Regions from separate parts of the Homo sapiens genome. Here region 2 is linked to region 1. A link is a contact called in ENCODE Hi-C or POLR2A ChIA-PET data. All regions are on one chromosome and are shown on one strand. The core of a region is the stretch at or near the end of the contact, and the rest is flanking DNA. Distances in the headings are between cores, read along the strand shown.

The links. Hi-C counts contacts between places; a loop is a spot of excess contacts on that map. ChIA-PET counts read pairs that join two places held with the same protein, here RNA polymerase II (POLR2A). Pooled maps may share reads with other maps.
Region 2: a loop to region 1 is called in a map of CD14-positive monocyte, with 5 times the contacts of the local background. The contact joins the enhancer-like site here to the promoter of EVI2B in region 1. A Hi-C loop is called at or near these places in 10 of 168 maps with a recorded cell type or tissue (B cell, CD14-positive monocyte, CD4-positive, alpha-beta T cell and 4 more), 32 of 37 single-sample maps with no recorded cell type and 18 of 50 pooled maps. POLR2A ChIA-PET finds 5 or more read pairs at or near these places in 17 of 52 experiments (B cell, CD4-positive, alpha-beta T cell, CD4-positive, alpha-beta memory T cell and 11 more).

The regions. Positions count from the first base shown.
Region 1 is chr17:31,310,241-31,316,588 of GRCh38, reverse strand. EVI2B (ecotropic viral integration site 2B) reads left to right here and starts at 2,535. Exons shown (of 2, transcript NM_006495.4): 1 at 2,535-2,610. All of the region lies in intron 36 of NF1 (neurofibromin 1), which reads right to left. EVI2A (ecotropic viral integration site 2A) reads left to right here. Exons shown (of 2, transcript NM_014210.4): 2 at 1-179. RefSeq lists an enhancer at 5,308-5,387.
Region 2 is chr17:31,491,890-31,498,237 of GRCh38, reverse strand. All of the region lies in intron 3 of RAB11FIP4 (RAB11 family interacting protein 4), which reads right to left. Among named protein-coding and RNA genes, the nearest start is that of MIR4724, 40 kb to the left of the region's middle. Within about 2 kb of position 3,060, at least 18 of the 41 ENCODE cell types and tissues checked have a DNase peak (open chromatin) inside an H3K27ac peak, as active enhancers do; they include B cell, CD14-positive monocyte, CD4-positive, alpha-beta T cell and 3 more, where a contact is called at or near this core.

The DNA of each region.
Region 1 (6,348 bases), core at 1,286-3,785:
TAACACAAAGCACTCCTTGAATCAAGGGTCATAAATAAACACGTGTCAGAGAAAATTAAAAGAAATTAATATCATCATAAAAATAGGAAATTACTTTCATATTCAACATACTGGTCAAACATTTTCTCACCAGAGAGCTTCTACCACAAGGATATTTAAAAGAATATTTAAAATTCACCACTCACTATCTTGGCTATTAAACATATACTCTCAGAATGGTACTATCCAATGATAGTTACTGAACAAACAGAAGTGTTTCCTTTCCAAATGACAGGTATTTTAAAATGGTAGGTAAGATATCTTTGAGTTCAAAATTTAAAAGTCATTTAGTTTTGAACAAAAACACATTCCCTACCCCTGGGTATTACAGTTCACCAGCTTAATTCAGGGATTTAAAAATAGTGAATCAGGTTAGGCACAGTGGCTTACACCTATAATCCTGGGAGGATCACCTGAGGCCAGGAGTTTGAGGCCAGCCTGCACAACAAAGTAAGAGCCTCATCTTTACAATAAATAAATAAGCCAGCCAGCGAGCATAGTAGCATGTGCCTGTAGTCCTAGCTACTCGAGAGGCTGAGGCAGGAGGATTGCTTGAGGTCAGGAGTTCAAGACCAGCCTGCGCAACACAGCAATACCCTGTCCGTAAAAACAACAATACTTCCAAAAACCAGTGAATCAAAAGCTTTATAGCATTTGATTATATTATGCTTTATAGTAGGAGCCCATAAAAAAAAACTATTCTTTTTGCACCAAGCTATAAGTACCCTGAAGTTAAGAACAAGGTCATAATAACCTGTGTTTCCCGCAGTGACCAGGAAAAAGCAGTGCATGGGTTAACACATTCCGTACCTACTATAATATGCATCATCCAAGGCACTTTACATTTATTTAATTCCACAATAAGCTTATAAATTAGGAATTATGATCTCCATTTTTCAAGAGAGGAAAGGTGACTTACTCAAAGAAATTTTTATTCAGATGGACTCACTCCTTTCAATACACTTTGTTTAGTTAACTTAAAAATTTTTTGTATTTTAAATTTTTGTGGGTACATAGTAGGTGTATATATTTAAAGGGTAATGAGATGTTTTGATACAGTCACGCAACGTGAAATAATCACATCATGGAGAATGGGGTATCCATCCCTTCAAGCACTTATCCTTTGTGTTACAAAGGATCCAATTACACTTTTAGTTATTTTAAAATGTATAATTATGGTATTAATGACAGTCACTCTGTTGTGCTATCAAATAGGTCTTATTCATTCTTTCTATTGTTTTTTGTACCTATTAACTGGTAACACCATCTCCCCAACCCCTCATTACCCTTTAGTAACAAGTTAACTTTAGTTAACTTCTTATTTAAAAAATGATCCCCAATTTATTTTATTTTCCACTGAGAAGTAACTACTTTGTGGGTAATCAAATAAATAGTTGAGAACTTGAACTCAAAAGTCACTAGTAAAATATTTGGTCAAAATAATTTAATTACAAATATACAAATGGCAAACAGGCATACGAAAGGGTACTCAGCACCACTGATGAGAGAAATGCAAATCAAAACTACAATGATACCTCATCTCACCCCAGTTAAAATGGCTTATACTCAAAAGACAGGCAATAACAAGTGCTGGGAAGGGTGTGGAGAAAATGGAACTCTCGTACGCTGTTAGTGGGAATGTAAATCAGTAAAACCACTATGGAGAACAGTTTGGTGGTTCCTCAAAAAACTAAAAATAGAGCTATCATATGATCCAGCAATCCCACTGCTAGGTATATACCCAACAGAAAGGAAAACTGTACAAAGAGACATCTGCACTCCCACTTTTGTTGTAACACTATTCACAACAGCCAAGATTTGGAAGCAACCTAAGTGTCTATAAACAGATGAATGGATAAAGAAAATATGGTACATATACACAATGGAGTATTATTCAGCCATAAAAAAGAATGAGATCCTGTCATTTGCAAAATAATGTAATTATACTTTTACCCTGGACTTTTTATATTATGAGGAAATAACATTACATTTATTGGTTACCTGCAGTTGGTGAGGCATTTATACATGTTATATTATGCTATCTTATTTAATCCTCACAATAACCCAATAAAATATTCCTTTAGAGGAGGAAACGGTGACTCAGAAGTGCAGAGTCTTGCCTAAGGTCATACAAGTAAACAGAACACATCACTCACTTCTTATGAGAAGAAATCTCACTGTAAGTGATAACCCAACTGGCAGCTTTTCTTCTTAGAACATGTAATTTTCTCTTCGGGACTCCATCCTAAATATTTAATTTACATAATCATATTACTAGAGTATCTCAAATATTTATTTACATAATTAAAAGCACTCAAATCATAGGGCTCCAAAATGTATTTCAAAATAAGTTCTGTTAAAGTAATATATTTCTTAGTCACTTTGTGGTTTATTGCACTTCCGGAACCAGCTATTGATAAACTTCCTCTTTTTCTACAGAAACTATTTCAGTTTGCTAGAGGAACATTTTAAATCTGAATTGAACCACCCATTTTCCTTTCTTAGCCAAATCACCAAAATGTCCAGTTAGAACAAGAATTTAGCATTCTGCAAAAGAAGTTAACAGCTGAGGTAAGAAAATTTTCACACAATTTGGTTTGATCTTGCTTTATATAAAATTTATTTTAAAAACTGTCATTAGTGTTTTAAACTTAAACTCTGATAGTCTAAAGATGTCTATAACAGGTTTTTGTGGTTTTGTTGCATAGAATTAAAAAATACTCAGTTCAGCTTGCCTTAGAAAAATATTTTCACCTAGGTTTGTATAAGACCTTTTAAGTTTATTTAATCTCACACACACACACACACACACACACACACACACACATATTTTTTTTTTTTTTTGAGATAGAGTCTTGCTCTGTCTCCCAGGCTGGAGTGCAGTGGCACGATCTCAGCTCACTGCAACCTCCACCTCCTGGGTTCAAGCAATTCTCCTGCTTCAGCCTCTCAAGTAGCTCGGATTACAGGCGCCCACCACCACGCCTGGCTAATTTTTTTGTATTTTTAGTAGAGATGGGGTTTCACTATGTTGCCCAGGCTGGTCTCCTACTCCTGACCTTGGGTGATCCGCTTACCTCCGCCTCCCAAAGTGCTGGGATTACAGGAGTGAGCCACCGCTCCCAGCCACAATCATATTTGTTAACCTTAGTTTTAGAATTAAAAAGAAACTATAGCCATGGCAGATAAAGCTAAGGGTTAGAAATAGAACTAGATTCCACAGGCTATGACTGAATTTATAACCTCCAAAATATTAATTGTTAAAAGTTCTAATGTACTTTTTATAGAATTTTCCTGTACATAATATAATGCATAAATTAAAATTTTTGTATCCCCTTTAGTTTGCATAGTAAGAATGGTCACTTTCACTTAATTTAGAAAGAAAAAGAAATCAGATGTGGTATTTGACTATTATTATTATACATGCTTTATTTTTTACATATAGATTTTATATTTAATAATGATGACATGAAAACATTATGGCTCATTTTAAAAGCTTACTAAGCCAAAAATGTTAGTCAATAATCAAACATGCATGCGTATATTAATATCATCTACGTGTTTATGTCACATTATCTGAGACTTTAGAACATAGTATAAGATAGAAGAAACCTATAGAATAAACAATAGAAAATTGTTAATATGCATAAAAGATGCTTGCTGTGGGTAAAATGGGCAAATAAAAACTGCAAAGAGTATTTTACATAGACTTGTAATTTCAGGGAATAATATGTTCATAGTGGGTGATATCCCATTTCAACACTTAATAAATATTCATGACTTTCTCTTAGAAGGATTTCTTCTAAGTAATTACTGTGGAAGTCAGAAAATAAAGATATTTATCTCTTTTTCAGATTAGGCTTGTCTATATATTTTTCTACTTCTAATATTTAGTTTATTTCATTATGCATAAAGTCATAAAATTATATTAAATTTTTTTCACTGTCATATTTCATAAAATTAAAAAATTTCCCATCGATCCTTATGGTGTGTTTTTGTCATAGAATCCCATACTTTTTTTTTTTTTTTTTGAGATGGAGTCTCCCTCTGTCACCCAGGCTGGTGTGCAGCGGCACCATCTTGGCTCACAGGCTCACTGCAACCTCCGCCTCCCAGGGTCAAGAGATTCTTCTGCCTCAGCCTCCTGAGTAGCTGGGATTACAGGCACCCACCACCACGCCTGGCTAATTTTTTGTATTTTTAGTAGAAACGGGGTTTCACCATGTTGGTCAGGCTGGTCTTCAACTCCTGACCTCAAGTGATTGGCCCACCTCGGCCTCCCAAAGTGCTGGGATTACAGGCAGGAACCACTGCGCCTGGTCCCATACATGTTTTTAAAGGGTTAGTCCCAAATCTAAAGTTTACTAGTAGTGCCTGTGTTTTCCAGCTAATTCCCACATAATTCTACTTAGAAGGAAACTTTAATTCTGATTAAGTTTGAATTGAGAAACATAAATCTGATGCCTTTCAATGTCCAAGCTTTAAAAAAAAAATCACCACAAAATTTTCAGTAAACTTACTAAATATGACACTTTATAGAAACCATTCCAAATTCTTATAATAGTTTTCGTAGAATCAGGACTAAAATGGGTTTTCAGGTATTTCTTTCCTACCCTTTATCTAAGACTACCTACAAGTGTTATTTACGTGTAATTCCCACCAACTCACATCTCCTTCCTTCATAAAGCATTTCTATTTCATAACTTTTCTATGAAAGGCAGTATAGCACATACAGTGAAATGTGATAGAAAGAAACGGTTCTGGCACAAGATTAGCATGATTTTTGTATTAGTGCCACTACTTAGAGCTGTGATACTGCCAAGTTACCCAACATCGTGGTGTCTCAGTTTCCTTATCTGTAGGATGAAAAAACCACCACCTAGCTAATTAAAATAGGATACTGCTTAGCCTTTGGTGGGTGCTCAGTAAATGGTCACTATCATGATACAAGATGGTCATCAAATACTTCCTATTGTAGTTGAAGGTCAATTTCTCTTTCCACTTTTCCTCAAGATGCAGAATGGCTGGTTTTTTCTTTTACGGTTTCAAAACTTCACTAGTTAGAGATAATACTACTGCTAAATTTTAATCTATTATATTTGCATCACAACTTTTATTATATCAAAGTAATTGATACAGCTATCTATACTTGTCTTTTGTCTAGGATATGCTCTCCAAATCTTGATTCTCTTTAAAAGATAATGGCATACTTCCTAACATATCCAACTTAACAGCATCAATTTTAAATGCTGGACCCTTTAAGTACTTATGCATTATATTTATAAGAACATGTCTATGGCCGGGCTCGGTGGCTCATGCCTATAATTCCAGCACTTTGGGAGGCCAAGGTGGGTGGGTCACTTGAGTCCAGGAGTTCAAGGCAAGTCTGGGTGACATGGTGAAACCCCATGTCTACAAAAAATACAAAAATTAGTTGGGCGTGGTGTAGTGCACCTGCAGTTTCTAACTTCTTTAGGGAAGCTGAGGTGTGAGGAGGATCGCTTGAGCCCAGGAGGCAGAGGCTGCAGTGAGCTGAGATTGCACCACTGCACTGCAACCCGGGTGACAGAGTGAGACCCTGTCTCCAAACGGAAAAAAAAAAAAAAAAAGAACATGTCTTATACACGGGGACTCCTGCTTCACTGTAACTGTCTTTAAAATGTTTAAATTTATGTTTTTCTTTTTAAAATATTCTAAATATTCAGCAAAGAAAAAGAACCAAAATCACAGATTTAAACCTCAAAGTGCCAGCCTATAATAATGAGTAAAAACCGGCATATGAGGGCTGACAAATTTGCTTGAGCAGCAGACTAAGGGATTTCTGGAAAACTCTATATAAAACGTACACGGGTACATGGGTTCTTTGGAATAATTGCTAGGTATGCTTCTGGATAGTGTCAGGGAAAAAAAAAGGGAGAGGATGGTAAGGATACTCACAGCAGACAGGAGAGCCTGAAATGAAAGGTAAATGAATTTGAAAGGATGGTTCCTTCTGGTCCTCCATTTTAGAAAGCAAGCTCCTCTTTACTGTCTCCCTGCACTCACAAACACAGGCCAGCCACAACAGAGCAGCATTTTGCCGTTGCTTCTTTCATCTACTTCAATCATCTCCCCCCACCCCCAACTTCATTTTGCCTACTTCAATCATCTACACTGCCTTCTTGCTAATTATATAACCACTGCTTTTTTTTTCACCTGTTTATTAACTTTTCTTCTTTTCTGTATCTTCTCTAGTCAATTGACCTTCCTCTTTTCTGTTCGCTGCTTCCTAGAGTTTTTGTTTTTTCTCTTTTGTGTTATTTTGTATTT
Region 2 (6,348 bases), core at 1,811-4,310, 180 kb before region 1:
AGGCTTTCTCGCAGTGGGGACAGGTGAGAGGGCATTAGGGGCTCATGGGGTGGAGACTCTCCCTCCCAGGGAGTCCATTGGGAACCCCCTCTAAGAGCTTGTGAGCTCCCCACTGCCCACAGAACCAGGCCCAGCTCCTGAGAGCAGCTCGCAAAGCCCCTTCCAGCAGGTCTCAGCCTCAGGACATGCTCTGCCTCTCCCCTTCCCTAGTACCCCAGGCTCCTGGGCACCTTTACCCACCCCAATGCCTCAGCACATGCTGCTTCTTATGCACAGGGGGCATAAGCACCACCTCATCAAAGAGGGGGCTTCGAATCTCTGACACTACACACAAAACTGAGGAGGTTGGGCTACTGGCTTTCATTGGAATCTCAAGAGGGAGGGGGCAGAGAGAAGATCTCCAAGGAAAACAAGGTTTAAAACCATCACCTGCTCTTAAAGCCTCCCTCTAGCCAGCAGCGCACACTCAGCCCCTGCTTGGGGGCCACTGTCACCCAGACATCCCCATGTGGCTGTCTCCTGGTGCCTCCCCAACTCAGCCCCGACTTCCATGAACAGCCCACACCTAACCCTCTGTACTGCTCCAGCCAGACCCTGTGCAGCCTTGTCATGTGCACCCCTGTAGGTGCCGACTGGGTGCCCACCCCACCACTCTTCCTCCTCTCTCTCCGTCCTGCCTCACCCCACTGCAGCCCAGCCATCCTGAAGGACGGGGCCCCTGACACATCCTGCTCACACAGGCCCCTGTGCCTTTGCCACTGCCCCCTGCCCAGAACTCCTCCGTCTGTCTCAGGAGCAGTGCCACTGGCTGGCACTCCCCGAGATCCTTAACACCTAAACAAGCACAAAGCAGTTTTTTTTTTGTTTTGTTTTTGAGATGGAGTATCGCTCTGTCGCCCAGGCTGGAGTGCAGTGGCATGATCTCGGCTCACTGCAGGCTCTGCCTTCCGGGTTCCAGCGATTCTCCTGCCTCAGCCTCCTAGGTAGCTGGGATTACAGGCGCCTGCCACCACGCCGGGCTGATTTTTGTATTTTCAGTAGAGATGGGGTTTCACCATGTTGGTCAGGCTGGTCTCGAACTCTTGACCTCAGGTGATCCGCCCGCGTTGGCCTCCCAAAGTGCTGGGATTACAGGCATGAACCATCGTGCCTGTCCACAAAGGGGTCTTAAACATTTGAGAACAAGGAAAGCACGCATCTGCTAAGCACCTATTGTGTGCCAGGTATTTCTGTGCATCAGCCACTATTTAGATGAGAATACACAGGTTCAAGGAGGTTAAGTAATTCGTGAAAGGTCGCAGGGCTGGGATTTGAACCAGGTCTGATTTTAACGCAGCAAGGAGGGTACAGAGAATACCAAATGCTCTCAGCGATGCGACATCCAGCACCCCATGGACAACACTGTGCACTGGAGTGGACTCAGGCTGACCCTGCAGCCACAGGAATGGCAGTTAGCAACGCTGATGGTACCAGAACTTGGACTTGAGCTGAAGCTTGCAGGGACCACAGCACACTGGGCTTCTGAGGTCTGTGCCATCCAGGCCATCAGGCAGAGCCCTCCTCCCCTTTCCCACCCCAGGGAGCTTCAAAGAGGCTACATGTGGGAAGACTTTACAGAAAGGGAGAGGAGAGATTTGAAAGAAAATTGCTAAAAGGAAACACATGTGAAAATGAAAACTCAGGCAAAGGGGGAGAAGGACGAGGGAAGAAGAGTAATGTCCAAGGATTATAAACTGAGTCAAGAAGCCCTTGGAACACCAGTTTCCCTCTGCTCCCTTGGGAAGGCCAGTGACCCACTCCCAGCCCTCATTTTCCCTCTTAACCCAGATGGAACGGGGCAGACCTTAGATGATACCCAGCAAGAGAAACAGGGAATGTTGCCTTGCACACAGCCATGACAACTGTGGAGCCACGATTCATATGTGGTGGGAGGAAAATCCCGAGGCTCAGAGAGGTCGCTCTACTTTGCCAAGGCCACACAGCTGGCGAGCCATAAAGCTGGAATCTAAGCCCAATCCAAGGTTGTCCCCTTGAACCACATCAGGGTCCCCTCATATAATCTGCCACCACTACAAGGTGGCTCCACCTGCATCCTTGGAGGAACTGGACAAATTATATAAGTTCCCCAGAGGTTACCTAGTTTCTATTTCATTAAATCTGAGACACCTCTGATTTTACAATGCACCGTTATTTCAAGTATGCCAAGAAAAAGGCGCTGTCAAATTATAATAATCCGCAAATGTGCGACACATTCCAATTTAAGATGTTAAATGGAAAAAAAGGAAAGGAAAAAAAGAATGTGCCTTAGAATCCCAGAAAATACCATGTAAGTGTGAGTAGGGAACAGGGATTCAGTCACAGTTCCGCAGACTGTGTGTGTGCAGTGAAGGGCAGTCAACAACTCCACACAAGCACATGAGCACACACCTGCTGCTATAAAATCCTTCTTTGCTAATAACTGATGCAATCGTGCAGATAATCATACAAAAATGTGTTGGCCAGACCTGCCTTGTCAACAAGAACCCTCATTTCACCAGGAGACCATCAATTCAAGGTTGCCTAACATCAGTCAGACGAGTCAAGCATGGTGGCTCATGCCTGTAATTCCAGCACTTTGGGAGGCCAAGGTGGAAGGATTGCTTGCGCCTAGAAGTTTGAGACCAGCATGGGTGACATAGTGAGACCTCATCTCTACCAAATGAATAAATAGCCGGGAGTGGTGGTGCACCCAGCTACTCAGGCAGCTGAGGTGGGAGGATCACTTGAGCCCAGGAGGTCGAGGCTACAGTGAGCCAAGATTGTATCGCTGCACTCTAGCCTGGGCAGAAATGCGAAACCCTGTCTCAAAAAAAAAAAAAAAAAAAAAAAAAATCAGTCAAGTGGAGGCTGTCCTGCCCACCTAACCAGCCAGGCTAGGCCAGGCTAGCCAGCTTCGCCTGAGTGGAGCTATAGACCTCTGGGCAGCCAAGCTGGATGACTCTGTGGTTAACTACCAAGGGCAGTCACCCAGTGTGGCTGGGCGGTGGCACAGCCTGCACCTTTTTGTCTGGCTTTTCTCCAAATCTCCTGGGGCTTGTGGCCAGCCAGAGCCTCAGCATTTTAATAAGGCAGATGCTGGGGGCTGGCAGTGGCAGATGGGCAGCACTGCTCCAAGCCAGCTTTTCCAGCTAGGCACAGGTGGATGGACAGGCAGGCCCTGGCTGGAGGTGAAGGGCAGGTGGGCCGAGGTGTGGAGGGCCATCCTCCCCTTGGCAGGCCAGCCACAGCCTGGCAGTGTGAGCAGCCTCTGGAAGGACAGGCTAGGTACAGTCTCCCTCACTGAACCTGGGGAGAAGTCTGTTACCTCGGAAGCTGCTTGACATCTCATTCACAGACTGCCACACAAATGCTAGTCACTTCACCCCAGACCCAGAATCTGTATCTGCAGAGCCCGAGCAAGGTTTGTTAAAAACACAGAAGCTGGCTGGGTGCAGAGGCTCATGCCTGTAATCCCAGCACTTTGGGGGGCCGCGGTGGGAGGATCACCTGAGGGCAGGAATTCGAGATCAGCCTGGGTAACATAGTAACACCTCATTTCTACTTTTTTTTTAAAAAAATTAAAATTAAAATTGAAAAAAAAGATTTAAAAACCCACAGAAGCTGAGGAAGTAGAGTTTTGCTTCTCTTGCAAAGGCCCTTGAGTAATGGAGTTTTTCCGCTGCCACCTTCCTGTTTGGGCCATGACACTCCCCGGCAAGACATTCTGTTAGGTGCGAAGGTTATTAGTCACAACAATCAAACCAGCTGAAGCCTGCAGGAACTAAGAATAACAGCTCACCCCAAAGCACAGTTTTAAGTGCTTTTCATACATTTACATATTTGAGCCTTACCACGAACCCTGTGAGGGAGGTACTAGCCTCATCCTCTTACCACGAACCCTGTGAGGGAGGTACTAGCCTCATCCTCGTTTTACAGGTGGGGAAGCTGAGGCACAGAGAAATTAAATAACTTGTCTAAGATTCCACCAATAGCAAGGGGCAGAGCCAGGATCTGAACCCAGAGACAGCCTGACTCTGAAGGCATTTTGGTACTAAACTGGCCTGCCTCTCTAACCATCTAACCGTCCACGAGTGTCAACTAAGTAAAGGCCAGAACCTAGACTGGGCATCTTAAATCACCATGGCTCATTTTATTTTCACCATCACCCTGCGAGGCAGGTGCTATTATCAACCCCATTCTACCTGTTGGGCACCCCAACCCTCAGCCACCCCAAAGCAGGGGGGTGGATGAACAGGATGCCCCATCTGAATGCTGCCTGACACGCAAACACACACGTGTGTGCACACACACATATACGATCTGGGGCCCTAAACTGGACAGACTAAACCCAAAGCTGCTGCCCAAATGTGGGAGTGACTCCCTGGGGTCCTTAGGACCCCACAGAACCATGCTGCTGCCTGCCCACAGGCAGAGGGAGTGAAGAGTGAGGCCAGGGAAAGTGAAATCAGAAGGGTGAGGTCGCCTGTCCAAAGTTCCACAACTAGCGAGCAACAGAGCCAGGATCTAGACCTAGAAGTTTTCTGGCGCCCATTTTTTCTCCTTAAGGAAACAGGCATTGGGTGACAAAGCGTGGGATGCAGGTGTCTGTGTCTTAGGTAGGCATTTCTTCCAGGAAAACGAGGGAGCAGGGGGCAGGGACTTGCTGCTATTCTCGCTCCTATTCTAGGAGGGAGACTTGAGTCTGGTGCAGAGGGTAGACACCCCTCAGCTCCCTTACCCCAAGTTCACCGGAGCAGCAGCAGCTATTTGAAATGTGGGTTCCCTTTCCATGGTATCAGGCTTGCACAGCGCAGGGGGGTGGGGGGTGACCACAGATGACTAAAGAGAGAGAGCCCGCCCACTCTCCCACACTCCAGTTCTGTTTAGGCCTTCCTCTTTCTGGTACCTCAAAAGAGAAAGGCTCCCATGAGCAGAGCCACAGATATTAATAACTTCTACAGAGCTTTGTTTTCATCTGAATTAATGTTTACATTGTTGGGAAAGAACCCACTTGTCTGGGAAGATGAAGCAGGTTAGATCAATTAAAAATGTGACCAACAGTTGGAAAACTTCCCATTTCTTAAGGTCAGTCAAGAAGTGGGTTTGGAAGTGCTGGCATGACTAGCACTGGCCTGCTGGGCGGTTCTGGGCTGGAGGTCACTCAGACCCCACAGCTCTGGGCCATCACAGCCACCCCTCTGACCTTCATACGACCCTTGTAGGCTGCACGTCCTTCTGGTTGCCTATGTTCTCCTCCCCGTCTCATCTCCTTTCCAGGTCATGCGAAAAAGTGAAGAAGTAACCACCAAGGTTGTCTGGGTGCTCAGGGGGGTTCTGAGAATCTGAGCTCTTGTCATCAATGCTCTTGAGGGGGGCTCAGCTCCTGAAGCACCAAGACGCTCGGGACCCCTCTGAGCAAGGCCAGCTGGGCGCCCCCAGCATCCACTCAGCCTTGAATGGGGTCCACAGAAGCTGGCCAATGACAAATTCCATTCAATTAACAGTATTATGATGAAGCTGCAAACACTTGGGGAAGGACTGCCATGTGTAGTCAGACACTTGGCATGAGATAATGAGAAAATAGCTCCAAATGAAAACAGATAAGGGTGCAGTCCAGGCTTCTGGGGGCACCTTCTCTGCAGCCTGCCACCCAGTGTGGGCTCCAGATCATGGTGCTTGGAACCGTGGTCAGGCCCAAAGCTACAAATCCTCCCAGGATAACATGTGCTGGCCAGGAGAGGTAGCCAAGACACCCTGCTGAAGCCCCACCCACCAAAAACTCAGAGGGCACCCCAACCTTCAGCCACCCCATAGCAGGGGGGTGGATGAACAGGATGCCCCATCCGAATGCCGCATGACACGCAAACACACGTGTGTGTACACACATATATATGATCTGGGGCCCTAACCTGGACAGACTAAACCCAAAGTTGCTGCTCAAATGTGGGAGTGACTCCCTGGGGTCCTTAGGACCCCATAGAACTGTGCTGCTGCCTGCCACAGGCAGAGGGAGTGAAGAGGGAGGCCAGGGAACCCTTGAGGATCAGACAAGAGATGAGGAGACAGCCTGGGTGACACAGGCCAGAGTACGGAAAACACGGGCAGGCTGCTGGCTGCTTTATGAGCCTTGAGAGCAGGACCTGTCCCTACCCGACAGGAGCTGACCCGTGGGAACAGCAGGCAGGCCCAGGCAGCTGTCAGAGACACAGCTGTATGCACATCGCCGGCGTGCCCTTTGCTGGTTTGATTCGTGTGGTGGCAACAGCATAGTCTGGCAGGAAATGTTTCCACGTTCACATGGACAGGCTCGTCTGACCCAACTCAAGCTGA